Linked DNA regions of Mus musculus: region 2 is linked to region 1. Evidence: chromatin contacts called from ENCODE POLR2A ChIA-PET data. All regions are on one chromosome and are shown on one strand. Each heading gives the region's core, a stretch centred on a gene start or an enhancer-like site at or near the end of the contact. The rest is flanking DNA. Distances are from core to core; before and after follow the strand shown. Region 1 holds the start of Rtn4 (reticulon 4). Region 2 overlaps Eml6 (echinoderm microtubule associated protein like 6).

Evidence for each region. ChIA-PET counts read pairs that join two places held with the same protein, here RNA polymerase II (POLR2A).
Region 2: POLR2A ChIA-PET joins it to region 1 with 14 read pairs in embryonic stem cell. The contact joins the enhancer-like site here to the promoter of Rtn4 in region 1. POLR2A ChIA-PET finds 5 or more read pairs at or near these places in 3 of 5 experiments (Patski and embryonic stem cell).

The regions. Positions count from the first base shown.
Region 1 is chr11:29,691,483-29,694,182 of GRCm38, forward strand. It overlaps Rtn4 (reticulon 4), which reads left to right and starts at 1,416. Exons shown (of 9, transcript NM_194054.3): 1 at 1,416-2,211. The coding sequence starts at 1,707.
Region 2 is chr11:29,746,744-29,749,443 of GRCm38, forward strand. It overlaps Eml6 (echinoderm microtubule associated protein like 6), which reads right to left. Exons shown (of 42, transcript NM_146016.2): 38 at 2,516-2,678; 39 at 687-790; 40 at 15-168. Among named protein-coding and RNA genes, the nearest start is that of Rtn4, 55 kb to the left of the region's middle. Within about 2 kb of position 1,292, at least 1 of the 3 ENCODE cell types and tissues checked has a DNase peak (open chromatin) inside an H3K27ac peak, as active enhancers do.

The sequences.
Region 1 (2,700 bases), core at 166-2,665:
AAGCTGCTTCAAAAAGAATACAAGTGAACTTGATAATATAGTGTACTCATCCCACTATATCCAAAATACTATCAATGCCAACATAAAACCAATGTGAAACAGAAATTATAACATTTCTTATAAATTCTGGGAATGTAGTGTGTATTTTATTCACAGAACACACTTCATTTCAGTGCTCAGGAGCTAAAAGCAGCCAGTTGCTTCAGTACTAGACAGTGCACATGTAGACTGAACAATTGGAATGCAGGCAATCCTCTCTCCAGAGTAGGCATGCAGCCAGTATTTTTGAAAAGTGTATAAGAAAGATAAAGGGACTCTGCAAACCTTGAAGCAAAGTTTTCTATGTTCTACCGTTTTCTTTCTTTCTTTCTTTCTTTCTTTCTTTCTTTCTTTCTTTCTTTCTTTCTTTCTTTTGATTTTTTGAAACAGGGTTTCTCTGTGTAGCTTTGGCTGTCCTAGAATTCACTTTGTAGACCAGGCTGGTCTCGAACTCAGAAATCCACCTGCCTCTGCATCCCAAGTGCTGGGATTAAAGGCATGTGCCACCACACCTGGCTACCGTTTTCTTTAAAGTGTAGCTTTGGGGGGGTGGGGGTGGGGGGGACCGCACATCAGGAGACATGCCATTCCAGCATATCAAACCAGTGAGTGTAGGGCTTCCCGACTCCTAGGAAGCCTGAATCATCCGGGATGTTGACTCATCAGCCTGAGGTGAGTGAAAAATAGTGAACCAATTTTGCCTTCCAAGGCATCTATTTCAACGTTCCTTCCCCCTTCTCCCTTTCTGGTGACTCATTCTCCGTGCACTTTTAGAGTCCAGCAGAATGCAAGGCCGAAAGCATTCTAAACAGTGAGCCCAGAGCTCCGGGTAATCTAGCACAGCTGTTTTGCCTACCTCATTCCAGGCCTGCAGTCTAGAAAGGGAGGGAACTTGAAAGTGTCAAATAAATGTTTTGTTTTTCTTTCTCCTTTTGAGGTGGTGGTAGTTATGCGTTGGGACCATGTCTGAAAATAAGTCTTTTATCTAAAAAAATCCGTAAGACCTAATTCAGTCTTGTTAGTACCTTTCTCCACTTTTTTTTTTTTTTTTCCCTTTTCGGGGAGGAAACTTTCCACTCCTAGGTCCCCAGGATAACGCCCTTCCACAGGCTTCTTGGAAAACTCTCCAAATCCTGGGACCGCAGCCCGCCCCCTTTTGGTAGACTAAAATCCCGCTGTAGGCAAGGCCAAGTCCCCGCCCCATTCCCCAACTACACTAGGTGGGGGTGGATCCCAGCTCCAAACCCCGCCCTCCGAACGCCACCAAGGAAGTATGGCAGGCTCCGCCTGCACCCTATTTCTATTGGACAACCCCGTGATCCATCTTCTCTATCCCGCAGCCTATTGGCTCTCTGTCCCCCGCGCCAGCCAGCCCTCCCCTGCCGGGAAGGTGAGTCACGCCAAACTGGGCGGAGAGTCTGCCCTCCTCTCTCAGTTGCTCATCTGGGCGGCGGCGGCTGCTGCAACTGAGGACAGGGCGGGTGGCGCATCTCGAGCGCGGAGGCAGGAGGAGAAGTCTTATTGTTCCTGGAGCTGTCGCCTTTGCGGGTTCCTCGGCTTGGTTCGGCCAGCCCGGCCTCTGCCAGTCCTGCCCAACCCCCACAACCGCCCGCGGCTCTGAGGAGAAGTGGCCCGCGGCGGCAGTAGCTGCAGCATCATCGCCGACCATGGAAGACATAGACCAGTCGTCGCTGGTCTCCTCGTCCGCGGATAGCCCGCCCCGGCCCCCGCCCGCTTTCAAGTACCAGTTCGTGACGGAGCCCGAGGACGAGGAGGACGAGGAAGACGAGGAGGAGGAGGAGGACGACGAGGACCTGGAGGAATTGGAGGTGCTGGAGAGGAAGCCCGCAGCCGGGCTGTCCGCGGCTCCGGTGCCCCCCGCCGCCGCACCGCTGCTGGACTTCAGCAGCGACTCGGTGCCCCCCGCGCCCCGCGGGCCGCTGCCGGCCGCGCCCCCCACCGCCCCTGAGAGGCAGCCGTCCTGGGAACGCAGCCCCGCGGCGTCCGCGCCATCCCTGCCGCCCGCTGCCGCAGTCCTGCCCTCCAAGCTCCCGGAGGACGACGAGCCTCCAGCGCGGCCTCCGGCGCCAGCCGGCGCGAGCCCCCTAGCGGAGCCCGCCGCGCCCCCTTCCACGCCGGCCGCGCCCAAGCGCAGGGGCTCGGGCTCAGTGGGTGAGTGCTGCTGCGCGTTACGCCCCTCCCTCTTTTGTGTCTTGGCCCGGGGGAGGAGGGGACGGGCAGGGCTGCTCGGGACCCTAGGGCTTTGTCTACGAGTGGCAGGGTGATGGCGCCCCCGCTGGCGGGAGGCGGGCAGAAGGGTGGGGCGGCCTCGGAAGCCTGGGTGCCTTCATTGTTTGTCGGGGTTTCGGGGAGCACGTGCACCGCTGCCAAGTCGCTGGTTCCCATTCCAGCACGAAGTTCTCGCCTATCAGCAGCTAGGAGTGTGTTGAAGAACTAGGATGGTGGATTCCTTGGGCTGGGCTGGGCTGGGCTGGGCTGGGCTGGGCTGGGCTGGGCTTGGAGGTGGGAATGGGAAGGCTGTGGTGCCCTAATCCCTTTATTTAAAGGATGGGCGTTTGTCGACCACTCTACAGTTTTTTTATTTTTTAGGGCCTGCCTTCCTTCCTGCCGGGCGTCGGGGGATCCCCTTGCACTAATCCC
Region 2 (2,700 bases), core at 42-2,541, 55 kb after region 1:
TCAGGAGGACTCACGAATTTTTCTGTGCATGGAAAATCAAAGAGCTTCAGCAGCCCGAAGTCATCCCCTGTGACAATGTTCAAGCCAGCATGGGTCACACATGCACAGTTGACATCAGCCTTGTCTGCGTTTCGTGGCCAGATTCCAATGACTTCATCTCCGAGAACACTGTTCCAAGAGGAAAAGGTATTAGGAAGATGGGACATAGTTTCCTAGGGTTGTTGTCCCCTCCTAAGGTAAAAAGTAGATAGGAATTGTAGGTCATTTGGTCACGTGGGCACACCCTGCTCTGCATTTTCACCACCAGGCACAGCCCTTCCCCAACTCCCCTACATTCCAGAAAGAAAACTTTTATTTTATTTTTTCTTCCTTATAGTTCCACTGAATATGTATGTTGGCAAGGACAGAGTTCCTGTACCTTTTATCTTTAGGTTACTAGAAGCTTCATTGTTGCTGGGCTTGGCAAAACATTTGAACTTGCTGAATGTGGCTTGGGGTTGGTACGAATGATTAAACAAAAAGAAAGCCCTGATCGCATAAAATCCTCCCCTAAGCCAGTGTCTAGCAGCTTTGCATCCTCCCCCACTGAGAAAAGACAGTTTCATCTCAGCTCTTCCTATCCTGGCCATCACAAACCCAGAGGCAGAGCTGGGGCCTCTTCCTCAACCAGAGTTCTCTTCATTTACCTTGTCCAGGAAGCCCAGGTGATCTTCTCAACAACCATGGCTTCAGTTACTTGCTTCCCCAGGGGAACTTCATGTACTTGGCGCTTATAGGCTCCTGTTGACACCTGCAAGAGGAGAGGAACTGAGTCCATCTGCTTCCTCAGTTCCACAGACTCTCTTGGCTGTCTTTCCCAACACTAACTCTGCCCCAGTTACGCTTTTCTTTAAATCCAAACTCAGCTCCTGGCTACAAAGCCAATAAACAGTCCGTTGCCCCACAGCCCATGCTAAAATTCATAGGTAGGGTGTGTTCTACCTCCCCAACCCCTGTCAACACACAACAGCCTATGTTAAAATTCAGAGTATCTTCTATCCATTTCTACCCCCACCACGAGGGATGGTGAACATGTCAAGTGCCCTCTTGGAGTCTCCTAAAGGAAACTGGCCACTGTTTTCACATTAAAGGACACTTGCCAGTGTCTTACATCCTAGGTCTCTTCTCTCCCCATGGGGATGGTGTCTCTACCCATGTCACCAGGGTTTTCCTTGAGTTCATGGAAAGATCCTAAATCTTTCCCACCTCAGGTTTTCAATGCAGATGGCTTGGGACAGAAATCCTGCCCCCTTTGTTAACTCCCTCCTACAGGGCAGACATTGCTCAGCCTAACGAATGCTTTTTTAGAAGGGAGGCAGGTCTAAGTTGAGTGCCTCTTCAGATGCTGCCTGACAAGCTACACTTTGCCTTGACTGTCAGTCCTTGCCTTCTCCATGGAAGTGTGATAAGCTCCAGAAGAAATGAACATACTATATCTATCCAAAAGCCTGCCTAGCTGAGGCTTTGTTGGATACATTTGAAAAATGAATATAGGTTCTCCTCTCCTCCCCCTCTCCCTTCTTCCTTCCTTCCTTCCTTCCTTCCTTCCTTCCTTCCTTCCTTCCTTCCTTCCTTCCTTCCTCCCTCCCTCCCTCCCTTCCTTTCCTTCCTTCCTTCCTTCCTTTCTTTTTCTTTCTTGTTTTTTGAGGCAGGGTTTCTCTGTGTAGCCCTGACTGTCCTGGAACTCACTTTGTAGATCAGGCTGGCCTTGAACTCAGAAATCTGCCTGCCTCTGCCTCCCAAGTGTTGGGATTAAAGGTGTGCCCCACCACCGCCTGGCTTAAGCACTCCTCTTTCCAGGCTCACAGATGCTGAATGCTGAAGTAACTTCTGTTGTTAGCCACAAGTCCCAAAGGTAGGACCCCTTGATCTTGCCTCTCAGCTGTGCAGAGACCCAGTCGTGAGGTCTCCAGCCCATTCTGGAATGCAGCAGCCATACTTCCCAATAGAATTTGGAGAATAAACAATAGCAAGCTTAGAAGTGCAGACCTAAAGAACTAGAAATTCGGAAGTTTTCTAAAACTTATTGAAATTAGTCCTCCGGTGCATGTGCGTACATGCAAATGCCTGCTGTGGTACTTGCCAGAGGACAAATTGTAGGGATCAGATCTCTCCTTCCATCATGTGGGTCAGGGGGAGGGGTTGGACTTGGTTAGCAGCAGGCACAGTTACCTGCTGCGCCATCTCCTCAGGCAGAAATGAGGAAATTTTGATGATGAGCTGGTGGAGGTAGGGTAAAGGTGACTGGGGATATGTTCCCTGGTATTCATGTTTTGTTTTTGTTTCTTACGAAAAGACTTGTACACACAGACACACACACACAATTACTTTCCTAATTATCCAAGCCTCTGTCTCTACATTTATAAAATAGGGATAGTACTTGGAAGTTAGCATGGTGCCCAGGACACAGTAAGCACTCATGTGGAAACAGTGTTTTTTCTTGGTTGCCCCTGAGACAAGTTAACGAGAAGCATACCTGAATGTATTTGCTGTCTGCAGAAAAGTCCATCTGAATGACAAAGCTTGGGATGTCTTTGCAGTAGCCGATCCGGTTCAGACTTGTGCCCTGAGTAAGGTCATAGAAGTCAACTGTCTGCTCAGAAGACCCCACAGCTAAGAATCTGTTGTCTGGGCTGATTCTAGAGGGGGAAATCAAAAGCA